2 separate regions of the Mus musculus genome follow, and region 2 is linked to region 1. A link is a contact called in ENCODE Hi-C or POLR2A ChIA-PET data. All regions are on one chromosome and are shown on one strand. Each heading gives the region's core, a stretch centred on a gene start or an enhancer-like site at or near the end of the contact. The rest is flanking DNA. Distances are from core to core; before and after follow the strand shown.

What was found. A loop is a pair of places that touch in the nucleus more often than their neighbours do. ChIA-PET counts read pairs that join two places held with the same protein, here RNA polymerase II (POLR2A).
Region 2: a loop to region 1 is called in a map of mouse embryonic stem cell, with 4 times the contacts of the local background. The contact joins the promoter of Prox1os here to the promoter of Ptpn14 in region 1. A Hi-C loop is called at or near these places in 2 of 37 maps with a recorded cell type or tissue (ES-E14 and mouse embryonic stem cell). POLR2A ChIA-PET finds 5 or more read pairs at or near these places in 1 of 5 experiments (embryonic stem cell).

What each region holds. Positions count from the first base shown.
Region 1 is chr1:189,726,684-189,730,151 of GRCm38, reverse strand. Ptpn14 (protein tyrosine phosphatase, non-receptor type 14) reads right to left here and starts at 1,884. Exons shown (of 19, transcript NM_008976.2): 1 at 1,488-1,884.
Region 2 is chr1:190,168,709-190,172,176 of GRCm38, reverse strand. Prox1os (prospero homeobox 1, opposite strand) reads right to left here and starts at 1,881. Exons shown (of 2, transcript NR_151620.1): 1 at 1,749-1,881. Prox1 (prospero homeobox 1) reads left to right here and starts at 1,350. Exons shown (of 5, transcript NM_008937.3): 1 at 1,350-1,909.

The DNA of each region.
Region 1 (3,468 bases), core at 635-3,134:
GTGATTCTGAGATACATAGCCACATCCTTCAACTGATTCTCCACGTGCCAGCCACACAGTCACACGGGTAAGAGTGCTGCTAGGGAAGAAAGCTGTTAGGGATCTGGGAAAGGGATGAGCACTGGTGACTGGTGAGCACGAGGCCTGGACCAGGTTCTGTCCCCAGCACCAAAGAGGAAACTCCACTTGTAAGACACAAACTGCTCTCCCCATGTCAAAAGCTCTCAGGACAAGGTTCTGTAGTGGGGTGGGATGGTCCTCACGGGGATACTTTAACAAAACCAAGGATGGGTAAATTAACGACAATTAAACACCTGTCACCCTACAGAACCCTGTGGGAAACACATCAGGGGAGGGAACATGTCCAAGGGAACGCTTTTGATCCTTGGAAGCTACTCCTGGTCACGGGAAGTGGGTAAAAGACTTCCGGTTTCGTTTCTGCTGGGGTGGGGGCTAACTATGCCAGCAACATTGCACCAACCTGCCCATACATGCCCAGCCAGCCACCAGGTCGCTCTCCAAGACTTTCTGCACGCCCCTCTCCGCGCCCCTCACTTTGCCCAAGCTGTTCCCTCCTCTGGAATGCGGTCCCTCAACCACTCCTAAGTTGAGCATCATTCCCTCAACGAAGGTAACCCCTTTCCTCCAGGGCCTGGCCTTCCCAAGAGTCTCAGAACCCCTCTCTCACAGCACATGTCCCCATCCGCCCACGGCTGCCTGCAGGGTGCTGCAGACTCTTGTAATGTGATCTCTTAGCACAGGGGAAGACTCACCACTGAGTTTGTTGAATTAATGAGGGAGGAAATCCATTTCAAGAAATTAACGCATTTTGGAAATTGACCATACATACACCCATTCAGCAGCAGTCTGAACTCGCCTAAGTAGGACCCAGCTAATCCGTGAACCAACTAAACTCAAGACCCCAATATCTCCTCAAACCAAAGGAAGAAGGGCAAAGCGGGATAGTGACAGCGCACATCAATTCCTCCCAGAAAAGATAGGAAAACCATTCCCAAAGATTTAAAACTAGATGTGGCGTCACGTGGGAAAGGGGCTGTTAACTCTCAGAACTTGCAAAGTTCGAGTTGGAGATTGGTCTGAGATGAAGGTATTTTTCCCTGCGCGCCTGTAAGGATCACCCAAGCCGGGGCCAAGAGACTCAGGAGTTTGGTATCAAGGCTGAGGTATTGGGGAGAGGGCACAAGAACCCCCTCACAAACCCAGTGCCCACAGAGGCACAGGACAAGCTTTGGGCTCTGCGCTCTGTTCCCCTGCTCGCAAACACAACAGGAGCTGGAGGCGATGTTTTGGCTGAATCCGAGTCCCAGACCGCGCTCCCCTTCCAGCTCAATCCCGGACGAGCGAGCACTGCTAGCGAAGAGAACCGGCGGCCGGCCACCTGGCGCCCCCACCGCGCATCCCGGCGTCCCCGGCGGCGAACGAAGTTGGCTCTGCCTGGAGTATCTGCTCCCGACCGGCTAGCTTACCTGCTTACATGGCCCGGGAGTGCCCCGGGTGCCGCACGTTGACCATCAGGGAGTCTGGGTCCCCACCACTGGCTTCCAGGAGCTGGCAGAGGAGGGGCGCAGGGAGGGTTACGCAGCGGCCGGCGCGCCGGGCGCACCGGGGAGGAGAAAGGGCCAAGAACCTAAGCACCGCCGTCCCACGCGAGGGGACCCGGGCGATCAGAGAGGTGGGGCGCAGAGAGGGACCGCCAGCGGCCACTTGGTACCAGATGCTCCACGAGGACCTGCCCTGTGGACGAGACGGCTGAGCCGAGGAGCGCAGCTAGCTGGCCGGGCCCGCGGCCGAGGCGCTGGGCAGCCGGGAGAAGTTGTGCAGAACTTGAGCCTCCGGAGAGCCCGAGCGCCAGGAAGCGCGAGCGGCCGGGGAGGGCGGAGGAAGGGGCCGGGTGGGAGGGGACGAGCAGGCGCCGCTGGCCGCGCTCCCCCGCCCCGGGCTCTGCTCCGCAGTGCTGGGGGCCAGGAGGCGGGGAGCGCGCGGGGCGCTCGCTGGGCGGGCCAGGAATGCGTCCGGGGAGGGCGCGCGCCAGCCTCGGGGACGCGCGCCCTGCGCTGAAAAGAGGAGCCCGGGCTCCCCCGCTGCGGGCGCACGGTCCCCAGGGACGTCACAGCGCTGGAATCCGAGGAATGCCAGGCTGCGGGAGCTCCTTCGGCCGGCCGGGCAGAAGTCGTGCACTTTTAATGGGCTAGCTTTGGAGCGCGTTTTCCCTACCAAGGTGTGGGACGGTGGACTAAAGGAAAGTGCCCGGAGTGAGATAGACTGGAAGTGGAGAGGGGGCGATGACCCAAATCAACCAAACTGTGTGACGCTTAGGAGGCGGAGGGGAAAGAGGAAAGGAAAAGACCGTCCCTCCAAGATTTCCGTGGGCAGCTAAGGGGTGGGACACTGGAGCTAGAACAGGCCATTTATTTGAGGGAGGTCTCCAAGCAGGATGCCCCCATGCCGCCACCGCCCAGGAGACACGGGACAAAGTAGGGTGGCCTCCTTGAGAAGGCAATCTAGAAGCTCTCCTCAGAATCCTAGGATCTCTGAGTAGTGAGTCTTAGCTCCGGTCCTCCCACCCCGCCCCCACGGCCAACCAGCCTTTGTGTGCTGGAAGTTGGAATATGTGGTTTTCCCGGTTTGTTCCATGCCACGGAGGGGGCCCCACCCCGCCTGGGTAGGCACTGGGAGGGAACTGCGTTAGCACTTTCGGAGGTGGGGTTACTGAGGCGCAGCCAGTGTAATGGAAAAGGCACTCGGCCGGGCAAGGAAACCTGTATTAGGCCCCGCGGAGTTGCTGGCCCAGTGGTTAACTCAGGAAGATCCCAGCCCCCTACCCCTGATCCTTGGGTTTAGTAATTGTGAAGTGAAAGGAGTTGCCTATATTTTTAAGGTGCTTTGCATGTCTTGGCATCTGTTCTCTTCCTGAAATCTTAAGACCAGTCCTTTCAAGGACCCTGAAGTCCTTGTCACCCAAAATATCATTAAATTACTTCACTGTACAGGCAAGGGACACAAAACTTCCAGGCCTTATCCTATCAAAATGGCTCATGCCAACTCTGGAGGCAGAGACAGGAAAAATCACAAGTTCGAGGCTGGCCTAGACTACATAGCAAGACCCTACCTCAAAACAAGAAAGAAAGATCTCTGTGCCCACAGAGCAAGTCTGTTAATAACTGGCTTCTGAGTGTTCTTCTACAGAACCAAGAAGAATAAAAGAGGACGGGGGGGGGGGGGCGTGGAGGGGGCAAAATGGGGTGGATGGAAAGCAAAGGAGGCTGAGTCTTTCAAAATATCAAGGAGAGGGCTTTGAGGAGTTTCCAACCAGCCTTCAGGAATAGCTTTATGTCAAGGCTCAGTGTGGGCAGCATTCCACACAGCCTAGCGTGACAATCACGATCCCTTAGTGAGGATTCAGGCAGCAGAAAAGAGGGGTCAGCATCACCAGGGAACACCTACTGC
Region 2 (3,468 bases), core at 632-3,131, 440 kb before region 1:
TCCCACAGGGCACACACTTCAGACATACACACTGACACCGTTGTTCGACTCACAGGGGATTAATATCCTCTCCCATTCTGATAAATCGGAGAAGGTCCTAGAGTGTGCGCGGCAGACGATGGCGGCGGGTCTGCTGGTGTACTCGCATCTTATAAATACCCTGTCACAACACGTTTCAACCTTTGATCTGATTGAATTGGAGGGACTCAGAAAAAATTCTTGTCCCCACAGCACCTTTTGTAAAAGTCTCTAATCTCCTAGGTATGAACATTTAAAGTGCTTCTCAGCTCTTGAGGCTCGGGGTTTATGGAGTGTTTATGTCCACACTGCCTCTTTAGTAAGCGCTGCTGTTAACTGTGCCCAGGGAGAGGACCATTCAAGCTGAGGCTGGAGGCTCTTCAGCATTTGTCAAGGAAAGCCAAGGCCCTCTTTAAGAGCCACGTTATCTGAAGAAACCTTGCTGCTAATTTTCACCCAAGATGTCAAACCAACGTGTGTTTTATGTGGCTTTAAGTATTAGAGTCTGAGATGTCTTGCCCAATAAACTTTTAAGTTTGTCATTCAGACTTCGAAATCATGTGAATCCTATATCGAACTAGTTTCTTTGGCCATGTAGGGATGTGCGAACTGGAGAAGGGTGGCCAGAAACGATGTTTATAGCATATGTGGTCACTATGCCTACAATTGAAATAATACTTTTAAAGGTAATCGGGGGCGAATTCCTATAAATTCTGAGGTCTGATTGACTGGGACTCAGCCAGTGCGGGTAGAGGTTTTTAATATCAGACTTAGCGGCCCCAGTGTGAAATCTCTGGCACTTATTTATTTTTTAAAACCTAAGCCTACCTGTGTTTGCTCATCCTCTTTAAAAGGAAACTAGGGTGACTGGTCCTATTGATACTATCTATGATCATTTCCAAAGCAGAACGAGTTGTGCCCCCCCCCCACAACATTCCGCCCTTTATGCCACCCCGACCCTTAAAATATCCACTTTTTTTTATCCTGTATACTTTTCCGAGCCTTCCTCCATCCCAGTCTGGGGAGTGCTCCCGGCCGCTGGGAGAACTCCATCATCTGTGTCAGTGAAATGGAAAAAAAAAAAAAAAAAAAAAAAAGACCTGCGTCCTGGAAGAGCAAGTGTGAGCCGGGCGCCGCGGTGCACAACGCCCGCAGATGGCTCGCGGCGGCCGGGGCGCGGCGATCCAGGCGCCCCAAGCAGTGGCAGGGCGGGGTGGGGGCCGGGGCTGGTGGCCCGGGCGGGGGAGCGCTGGGCCCCCCTCTCCTCCTCTCTCCCCAGCCCCTCACCCCCACCCCTTTTATATATATGTATATTTTTTTCCTCACAAGTTCTCTTGCCTCGCTATCCCCCCTTGAATCCGAAGGCGCCTCGCGATTGGGTGCTGGGACCGGGTACGTCAGTGGGACTGTGACGTGCAGTCTTCCTGTTTCCTTCAGCTGTGTCTTAAAGTAAATCTTGTTGTGGAGCGGAGCCCTCAGCTGAGAGAGCGCTGGGAAAGCGACGGCCACTGCAGCCGGGGAAGCCGCGCGGCGCACACAAGCCTCTCCGCCGTGCCCGCTGCTCCTCGGGCCACCGCTCCGCGCTCCAGCCCTCGCCGCCTTCTCCGCTCTCTCTCCCCTTCTTTCCCCGGGCTCCCGGCTCTGCCCTGCGCGCCTCTCCCCTCCCCTCCCTCCTTTCTCCCCTCGCCTCTCAGCACTCGCCCAGATCACTCGCTCCCGCACAGACTCACCGACCCCTGGGCCAATTATCACCAGTAAGACATCACCGCGTGCGCGCGTGGGTTTCTTCTCTGCCCGCAAGAGAAGAAGAGAGGGGGAGAGAGAGAGAGAGTGAAAAGAAAGAGAGAGAGAAAGAGAGAGAGTGGCTGCGCCCCGCTGCTGCCCGCACCGCGTAAGTATCTTCACCCGGTTGCTGTCCCCTCCCCTTTTCCAGAATCGCTCGCACTGGCTCGTTCTTGAATGGGAAAGAGAGAGAAGAGCCTCCCGTTACTCACACCCGTGTAAACATTCTTTTTCCAAGGGGGAAAATGGTGTTATTTACATGAATCGTGATCAAATAGCCTCTAAAAACAGTTTTCTAAGCAGGAGGCTCAGTGGAACTCCGAGCTCCGCTCCTCCCAGTAAACGAAGAGTAAGTGACCTGCTTGGCTTTTATTTCTTTCTCGCGCCTGCCGGTGACTGGGATGATGGTGGCGATGGGGGGAGGCTGGTGTTGCTGGACTTGTCGCTGATCTTGTCACCTTTTGTGTACTGTGTCTGGGATGCGCTGAGGCTCTGGCTTTCTTTTATTTTGTATTATTTTTATTTCTTTATTTTTCTTGCACTCTTTTCAGGGGAGGGGGCCGCGAGGGGGATGAGTCCCTTTTGGTTGTTGTTCTTCTAGATTTTTTTTTTCTTGCAATCTTCCCAGCTTCTTCTTTTTCTTCTCCGGGAGTTGAAACTCCAGGGCCTGTCCCCGAGTCCTTCTCCCTTTGTCTTGTTTATTCTAGCTGCCTTTCTTCCCGGCTTTCCCTATTTGCTTGCTGTTTGCATACCTTTCACTTCTCCTTTTTTAACCCGGGGCAGAGGGCCGGCCGTGGGGAAGAGGGCGGGGAGGAGGGGGCGCCCGGTGACTTTCCTCTGTGTGCTCAGCGCCGGGAGCTTGCACCCAGCTCTGCAACAGAGGAGAGACGAGTTGGGGGACGGTCCGGTACGGAGGAGCGAGCGCGGTGCCAGTCCACCCAGTCTGCTTGCGCCGCGCTGGGAAGCACTGAGTAGGGGGAGTTTGCCCGAGAGCCTCAGGGGTCGCTAGTGGGGCGACCTGGACGCCGCACCGAAGAGGGCCGGCCCGGGGTCGGGTTGTGCTTGGGCCGCCCATAGACGAGAAGAAGCTCCCAGCCATTACTGGCACGCTTGGGTGGTGGGCAGCTGCGCCCTGGCCTCGCTGAGTGCCGCTACTCTGCTGCCCCAGTTCCTAGGACTGGGGAGGGAGGAGAAGAGCCCAGCAGAGTGGAGAGGTGAGAGTGATTGTTGCTGAGAAGAAGGACGAGGAGGGCGGGAGGAAGGGGGAGAGCTGCTATCTTGCCTGAACAGACAAGGGGAAGAGACGGGGAGGGGGGCGGTAGACCTCACCCAAAGTCCAGCTGAGCAAGTTGTCGTTGCCTTTGCTGCGCCAGCCGGTTAGTCCTGCTAAACTGAGCGCCTATGCAGAGAGCGATGGGGGCCGGGGGAGAGCAGCGAGCCACACTCAGACTCTCCCACCCCTGCCTAGCTTCTTGGGAAGTTGAGTCTTCCTGGCGGCTCAGAGCAGAAGCCGAAGGAGGGGCTGAGAGACAGTCTTAAGTAGCCCAAGGTTGCTGGTTGGAGCGCGAAACGCTGTTCTTGGCAGCCCAGAGCCCTTCTCTGCCTCGGGGAAGGCTGGAACCGCACCTGCTTGCTTCTATTTTTCCTAGAAGATCTGTGTTGTCTCCT